Linked DNA regions of Homo sapiens: regions 1 and 3 are each linked to region 2. Evidence: chromatin loops called from intact Hi-C (ENCODE). Cell type or tissue: HCT116. All regions are shown on one strand. Region 1 overlaps FRS3 (fibroblast growth factor receptor substrate 3). Region 2 has its middle 34 kb from the start of NCR2. Region 3 overlaps FOXP4 (forkhead box P4).

Evidence for each region. A loop is a pair of places that touch in the nucleus more often than their neighbours do. Peaks named below come from ENCODE experiments on the same cell type or tissue, not always from the same donor. Only the 100,000 strongest peaks of a DNase experiment are listed, where the experiment ranks them.
Region 1: it touches region 2 in a loop (14-fold over the local background); 36 of 110 quality-filtered maps call a loop at or near these places.
Region 3: a loop joins it to region 2, with 10 times the contacts of the local background. A loop is called at or near these places in 98 of 110 quality-filtered maps.

What each region holds. Positions count from the first base shown.
Region 1 is chr6:41,774,937-41,777,436 of GRCh38, reverse strand. It overlaps FRS3 (fibroblast growth factor receptor substrate 3), which reads left to right. Exons shown (of 7, transcript NM_006653.5): 3 at 427-515; 4 at 1,832-2,018. The coding sequence starts at 450. Among named protein-coding and RNA genes, the nearest start is that of FRS3, 3.7 kb to the left of the region's middle. In HCT116, a CTCF peak has its summit at 1,352 (motif pointing right); a DNase peak (open chromatin) is centred at 1,356.
Region 2 is chr6:41,368,044-41,370,543 of GRCh38, reverse strand. No RefSeq gene overlaps it. Among named protein-coding and RNA genes, the nearest start is that of NCR2, 34 kb to the right of the region's middle. RefSeq lists an enhancer at 585-1,085. In HCT116, a CTCF peak has its summit at 1,490 (motif pointing left); a DNase peak (open chromatin) is centred at 1,483; H3K4me3 peaks cover 343 bases.
Region 3 is chr6:41,600,853-41,603,352 of GRCh38, reverse strand. FOXP4 (forkhead box P4) reads right to left here. Exons shown (of 17, transcript NM_001012426.2): 17 at 969-2,500. Among named protein-coding and RNA genes, the nearest start is that of MIR4641, 3.4 kb to the right of the region's middle. RefSeq lists an enhancer at 1-282. In HCT116, CTCF peaks have their summits at 117 (motif pointing left) and 1,534 (motif pointing right); DNase peaks (open chromatin) are centred at 92, 372 and 1,542; H3K4me3 peaks cover 449 bases.

The DNA.
Region 1 (2,500 bases), 410 kb before region 2:
CCCCCAAGTGACAATTTCTTTGCTGAATCCAAATAAGGGGCTCGGGCTGGCACCCACCTCCATCTGCTGCAGATCACTTCTCCTGGACCCCTACTTTTCTTCCTGCCTGTGTCCCTGCCTTCCTTGTCATTACATGGGTCAGAATCCTACATACTTCTCAAGGTCCAGATCAAATGTTACCTCTGAGAAGCTCTCTCCAGCCCCCCATCGGCATTCATCCTTAACACATTGTAACTTGAATTAACGTTTATCCAATGTGTGTCTGGCCCTGGATTGAGAATGTGAAGTCTTTGAGGGGGGGTCTGTATCACACAGTCTCTTGGACAGAGTAGGTGATCACAATGACGTGCTTCTGCCCAAGTTCCCCAGAGCAGGGTTTTTTGAAGCTGAAGTTGGTGACCTGCATATCCTGTATGTTTTTCCTAGGGCAGGCTGGCTGCTCTGACACCATGGGGAGCTGCTGCAGCTGCCTGAACAGAGACAGCGTTCCAGACAACCACCCCACCAAGTTCAAGGTACCCAGAGCCCTCTCCTCTCCTGTGTTCCCAACATGGCCTCTTGGGCTCAGACACAATTTAATGGAGTTGCCTCAGCTTCTCTAACAGCAAATCAAATGCCAGGCTGAGGTTGTGGGCTTATGGAGACTTCTTGAGCTCACACCCTCTCAAGTAGCCTGAGGAAAAGAGGCCCAGACCACTGCTGTTTTCATGGCTCTTGATACTACCAAGAATGAAGAAATGCCATAATGGTGCTTTTGGAACTGTTGTCAGTGTATTTTTATAACTTTATATATCCCCCCCCCTTTTTTTTTTAGAGAAAACAAAATTCTGTATTTGTGAGTTAATATACGTAAAGTATTTAAAATAGTGCTTAGTGGCCAGGCACGGTGGCTCACACCTGTAATACCAGCACTTTTGGAGGCCAAGGCAGGCGGATCACCTGAGGTCAGGAGCTCGAGACCAGCCTGGCCAACATGGCGAAACCCCGTCTCTACTAAAAATACAAAAATTAGCCAGGTATGGTGGCACACGCCTGTAATCCCAGCTACTTGGGAGGCTGAGGCAGGAGAATCACTTGAACCCGGGAGGTGGAGGTTGCAGTGGGCTGAGATTGCACCGCTGCACTTCAGCCTGGGTGACAGAGCGAGATGCCATCTCAAAAAATAAATAAATAAATAAATTAAATAGTGCTTAGCACACAGTAAGCACAACATCAGTGTTTGCTGTTTGCTGTGGGAAGCTGAGGGCAGACCCAAGTCGACCTGTGCTCTCCCCTGCCCACCTCTCTGTAGAGGGAGCCTCCTCCTTCCTCATTCTGGGGCATGTTGAAGCACATGTTTCTCCTGCCCACCAGAAGAGGGAGCCCTCAGTAAGGGCACACAGTTGGGGAGGTGGTAGAGGAGATGTGCATTGGTTCTGCCTTGGGCTTGACTTTCCTAGGTCAGGGTGTCCCAGTCTCAAGATTTTGAATTTACAATTGAACCCCTTCCCCATTAACATCTGGCCCTTGGATACTAAGGCATGGGCTGTCTAGGGTCGTCTAACATTTGTTATCTAACAAACCGACCTTGGAAGTCAGCTACCTACCTCTTCCCTCACTGTCCATATGACAAAACTCAGCACTAGAGAAGTAGGATTTGCCCAGAGAACTGCCGTGGGTCCATGGCACTGCTTCATGTAGTTATGTGGCATTCAGTAGAGTCTGTGATAGTCGGATGTGACCTTTGGTTCCCCACCTCTTGTCCTGCATCAGATTGTCTCCCAGTGGCTCAGGGACCCATGCAAACACTTGTTGGACTCACTCATTGACCCTTCTGTCTTCTCCCCTCCAGGTGACAAATGTGGATGATGAGGGGGTGGAGCTGGGCTCTGGGGTGATGGAGCTGACGCAGAGTGAGCTGGTGCTGCACCTGCATCGGCGTGAGGCCGTCCGCTGGCCTTATCTCTGCTTGCGGCGCTATGGCTACGACTCCAACCTCTTCTCCTTTGAGAGTGGCCGCCGATGTCAGACAGGCCAGGGTGAGTACCAGGCCCTGCTCCACCCTGGGATAGGGGCTTATGCAGTACTCCAGGGTTCCTAATGTATAGGTTAGCCCTCAAGAGGTTAGTGTTATCCCCATCACCTGTGGGCAGTAGAGTGTGATGTATTCTCCCTGCAGTCAGAGGTCAGGGGTGGTAGGTTATTCCATAAGGTCAAGGCTAGAGCCAGCCACAGCTCTCTGAAGAAGTGGCATGGTCTGAGTTTATCTCTTAGGATCCAGACTTAAGCTGTGCAAAAGGAATCCTGCATGGGATTGTGTTCAGTGCAGTTTGGGATTATGGCTGTGCAGAGGTGGAATGAACAAGCTTCTCTGATGAGGCTGCCAACAAAATAGTGAGCCTCCGAGGTCATGTTTGCTGGAGGAGACTTCCCTCCATGCATCTTACCTTTGGAATTCATGAGGCAGAGGCAGGGGCGCTGGGTGAGCAGGCAGAGCAGGCAGAGGCATCCTTGCTCCTAG
Region 2 (2,500 bases):
GTGGATTTTTTTTTTTTTTTTTAGATGGAGTCTCACTGTCTCCCAGGCTGGAGTGCAGTGGGGCAGTCTCGGCTTGCTGCAGCCTCCACCTCCTGGGTTCAAGTGATTATCCTGCCTCAGCCTTCCCAAGTAGTTGGGATTACAGGCACCCGCCACCAGGCCCGGCATTTTTTTAACAAAAATTTTTTTCAGTAGAGACGGATTTCACCATCTTGGCCAAGCTGGTCTCAAACTGCTGACCTCAAGGGATCCTCCCATCTCAGCCTACCAAAGTGCTGGGATTAGAGGCATGAGCCACCGTGCCGGGCTGGAATATTTTTTTAAAAAGAGAACGATGTGGGTCAAGTGTGGTGGTTCATGCCTGTAAACCCAGCACTTTGGGTGGCCGAGGTGGGAGGATCACCAGCCTGGGCAATCTAAGGAAATCCCATCTTTACAAAAACTAAAAGGTTAGCAGTCATGGTGGTGCGCATCTGTAGTCCTAGCTATACTGAGGAGGCTCAGGTGGGAGGATCGCTTGAGCCCAGGAGGTCAAGGCTGCAGTGACCTGTGATTGTGCCACTGCATTCAGCCTGGGCAATGGTAAAACCCTGTCAAAAAATGCAATTTTTGTTTTCAAAAACGATAAACAAAGACTAGAGAATTTAATTTATCCATGGGTTTCAGGTTTGAGTATATATATTTTTTTATTTTTGAGACGGAGTCTTGCTCTGTCGCCCAGGCTGGAGTGCAGTGGCACAATCTCGGCTCCCTGCAACCTCCGCCTTCCGGGTTCAAGCGATTCTCCTGCCTCAGCCTCCCGAGTAGCTGGGACTACAGGCACCCACCACCACGGTGGGCTGATTTTTGTATTTTTAGTAGAGACAGGGTTTCACCATGTTGTCCAAGCTGGTCTTGTACTCCTGACCTCAGGTGATCCGCCCGCCTGGGCCTCCCAAAGTGCTGGGATTTACAGGCGTGAGCCACCGCGCCCGGCCCAGGTTTGAGTATTTCTTAATCAATGATCTCCAAATGTTTCCCAGTCCAATGCGTTAAATATGAACGCTTAGGCAAGATTGCTCCGGAAGGCCCGGGAAATACTTGACCGGCTTATGCCCCTCCCACCCCTACTTTTGAGGAAGGTGCCCGGAATGGGACATGGATAGGGTCCCGGAATTGGCCTTCTCCGGAATCGGAATCTGAGCGAGGACTCCGGGATCCCCAGCCTGAGGACCTCCGGCGTTTCCACTCCCTGGCTCCCCGTCCCACCTGTTGCCTTTGCTATGCCTACCCTGGTTCTTTTTCGTGCTATGGAGACAGCGTGGGCAACTCCAGCGCAAGAAGGTAAGATCCGGTGTCTCTCTGGCGCTCCAATTCTGGCGCTCCAATTCCGCTGCTCCTTAGGCGGAGGAATTCTCTCCTTTCCCCCAGTGAGTCTAGTTGTGGGCAAAGCAGGCTCCGTGGTCCCACACCGCCTCCTGGTGGTTATGAAGGATACTGCAGCCGGGGTTGATACAAGATACAGAACTTTTCCAGCGCCGACAGGGGGCGCAGGAAAAGGCTTACGGATTGCCTGGCAGGTGCCAGGTGTTTTGCACGGCGTCTCACTTACTTTATTTAATCAATAGAGTAACTCCAGAAGAGAGAACTGTCATTTCCCATACTATCCAGATAAGGAAATTGGGGCTAAGAGAGGCAATGCACTTCGATTAAGAACATAGAGCTAGTAAAATTGCAGAGTGATTCTCTCACATTCACACCATCTCTTGGTGCACAGAGTGTGAGAAGAGTAAAATATTGGCTTCCATCCTAGGCCAGGAGCTCTCCCTCTCCTTGGCTCTGAAGAATCATCTAGAAAATACCTTTAGCTGATGTACTGAGCTCCCAAATTAGTCTCTGGGAATGTTCCAAGGTCCTTTCTCATTCTCCATTTGAGCCCATTTCAGATGGGTTCATGGGCCTGCAGGTTGAGACCGGTTCAGGGACAGCTGGGAAACTCTATCATGCATGTTGCATGGATGGGGAGTTAGAGGTCTCTGTCCTTTCTCTGGGATTCAGGCTCCTTGAGCAATCTTATCCCTGAAGGTGAAGAACAAGGTGCTTTGTTCTGAGTGGGGCACTCCTGCGACCTCAGATACTCAGACAGAACAAACGAAGAGCATGGAATGGGTGACCACACTGAGTCGACCTCAGTTCTTCTCCATCTTTAATCCCAAGGTCAGGAGACCTCTGCTTGGCATAGGGCTCTTTCCTTCGTGTTTCATTTTCATTAATTAATTTAGAGGAGTGCAGTGACACAATCATGGCTCATTGAAGCCTCAAACTCCTGGGTTCAAGTGATGGTCCCACCTCATCCTTCTAAGTAGGACTACAGGTGTGCACCACCATACCCAGCTAATTTTCAAAATCTCTGTAGAGATGGAATCTCGCTATGTTGCTTGGGCTGGTCTTGAATCCTAATTCCTGGCCTTAAGCAATTCTCCAGTCTCAGCCTCCCAAAGTGCCAGGATTAGTGGCTTGA
Region 3 (2,500 bases), 230 kb before region 2:
TACTGAGCCCTCCGCTGTACGGCGGCTGGCATTCTCAGGGAAGTTGTTCTGTGCCCCGGAAACAGGCAAGTTTGTCCAGAGGAGCCGGTCTGCTTTGTTTAAAGCGCCCTCTGCTGACCATCGGCAAGAAGGCCTTGGGCAAGGTGGCGAGTTCATGGTGGGGGAGCGAAGTGCTGAGTGCCAAGGGGAAGGGGGACTTCTGTCGGATGCAGAGCGCAGAGCGCTACTTATCCCACCCCTAAAACGTCCGGCTTGGAGTATTTCTCTTTTTTTTTTCCCCAGGTTCCAAAGATAGCTTCCCCAACAGGGCTCAGCAATGCTAAGACCAGGACAAGCTGCCAGCTGCAGTTAACAGCCTACTCCCTGGCTGTGAGTTAACAGTAGAAAGGAGAGAAGCTACATACCCAGCATGCAGCGCTTCCTGAGGCAAAGCGTGATGGGGGTTGGGGGTGGGGTGGACATGTTGGTTCATACTTCGAATAAGGTAATAATTGTGGGAGGGCTGCCCCATGTAGGATGTCAGATCAGGAAGAAAATAAATTACTGAGTCTATAAGCCCAATGCACCCAGAAGGTGGTGGTTCATAACAGCTCTTGTTTCTTATATTGCAAGACCCTCTCCTGTACCAGTGTCCAAAATAGATCATCACCCCACCTGCAAATGCACTGACCATTCACTATATCCCTGTGAGAGGAATAAAAAGAGGACTCTAGTTGAAGCAGGAGAAACTGAAGTTAGACCGCGGGAAGGACGGTCCTGAGAATAAAGCTAGGTGCAGTCTTGTCCCTCCAGAGTCTGGCATAGGAAGAATGCCCCCGGGGCTGGTCCACAGAACTGACTACTTCTTCAAGGGGGCAGAGTAAGGGGGCTGGGAGACTGGCAGCCAACACCTAAGGATTCTCTGGGGCATTCTGGTAGGTCCCAGCTGGGAGGGGAAGAAGGGGAAAGGGGAAGCGGCCGCAGCAAAATCATGGGTAATTGTTTTTATTGCATTGTAGAGAATGCCATTGTCCACAGATTACATGCAGCTAGGTTTACCGTACAAGGCCCTGGCAGCCTCCACGGAGGGCTGGGAGGGGCAGATTACAAAACACATCAGTGCTACTTTTTTAAACAGTATCTGGTGGGGAGACTCTGAGACCAAGCTGAGCTCCCCAGCCCCTCTCGAGGTACCATGGGGGACAGGGAATTCACCCCAGGCCCTACACAAGCGTCCAGAGGATTAGGGCTGTGGTGGAGCAGGCCTGCAGAGTGGATGAAGGTGAGACAGAGAAAGCGGGGCGAGTGAGCGACAGACAGAAATAGATGGACGAAAAGGACAAAAGACATGCCTGAGAGTAGAGAGAGGTCAGCAAAGACTCACCCTCCAGGTCCTTCTCCCAGCATTTGGCTGGAGAGTTCCAGCAGTTTGGTGATTTGTGGGAAGGGTGATTGACTCCAGTTCAGCTTTCTCAACACCCTCCCCTCCCCTGCTCCCCAAATACACTCTTCCCTGGGCCTTGTCCCTAGGGACAGGCCTGGGACTCCTTTCTGCCCTCAAGGAGGGAGTGTCCAGAAGGTGGCGTAAGACCAGTGAGAGCCGGGTGCAGTGGCTCACGCCTGTAATCCCAGCACTTTGGGAGGCTGAGGCTGGCGGATCACCTGAGGTCGGGAGTTCGAGATCAGCCTGACCAACATAGAGAAACCCCGTCTCTACTAAAAATACAAAAAAATTTAGCCCGGCGTGGTGGTGCACGCCTGTAATCCCAGCTACTTGGGAGGCTGAGGCAGGAGAATCACTTGAACCTGGGAGGCAAAGGTTGCAGTGAGCCGAGATAGCATCACTGCACTCCAGTCTGGGCAATAAGAGCGAAACTCCATCTTAAAAAAAATAAAAAATAAAGACCAATGAGACGGCTGAGGCCCTGGGGATGTGCACAGGGGTCTGAGGCGGCGGGAGGGGCTCTGTGTTGAGGAGGGGCAGCAGGTGGGGAACCAGGACTTAACACGGGATAAGAGGTGCAGGCTGGTGTGCTGGGGCTGGGGGAGGTGTCAGGGGCCATCTTTGGCTTAGCAGCTTGGCCCTTGGCCTCTTTCCTTGCAGCCTATCCAGGGTCCCCTTTGTATAGGTTGAATGATCCCGTTTCCGCCGTGAGCCCACTATGATGACCATGGTCACCACACAGTGTGCCACGTGGGTGTGCACGCACACTAATGGTCCTACTGCTTCAGGATGCCACCACCACACCTGGGCACTACACACACACACGCCTATCCAGGCAGCCCCCTTGAAGACGTGGACAATGGGCCTGGAAGGACACCTGGGAATGGGTGTGGATGTCTCCAGAGCTGGTGGCACAGGTAAAAGAACCCTGCGGCGGTGGTCCTCTCCATCCCTGCAGCAAATCAGCTGCCTTGCTCCAACACTCTGGCAAGAACTTGGATTTCAAACTAGTGAAAGAACTAGGGCAAAGGATTGGGACTCTGGAAGAAAACAGGAAAATGACAGAGAACCCTGTTT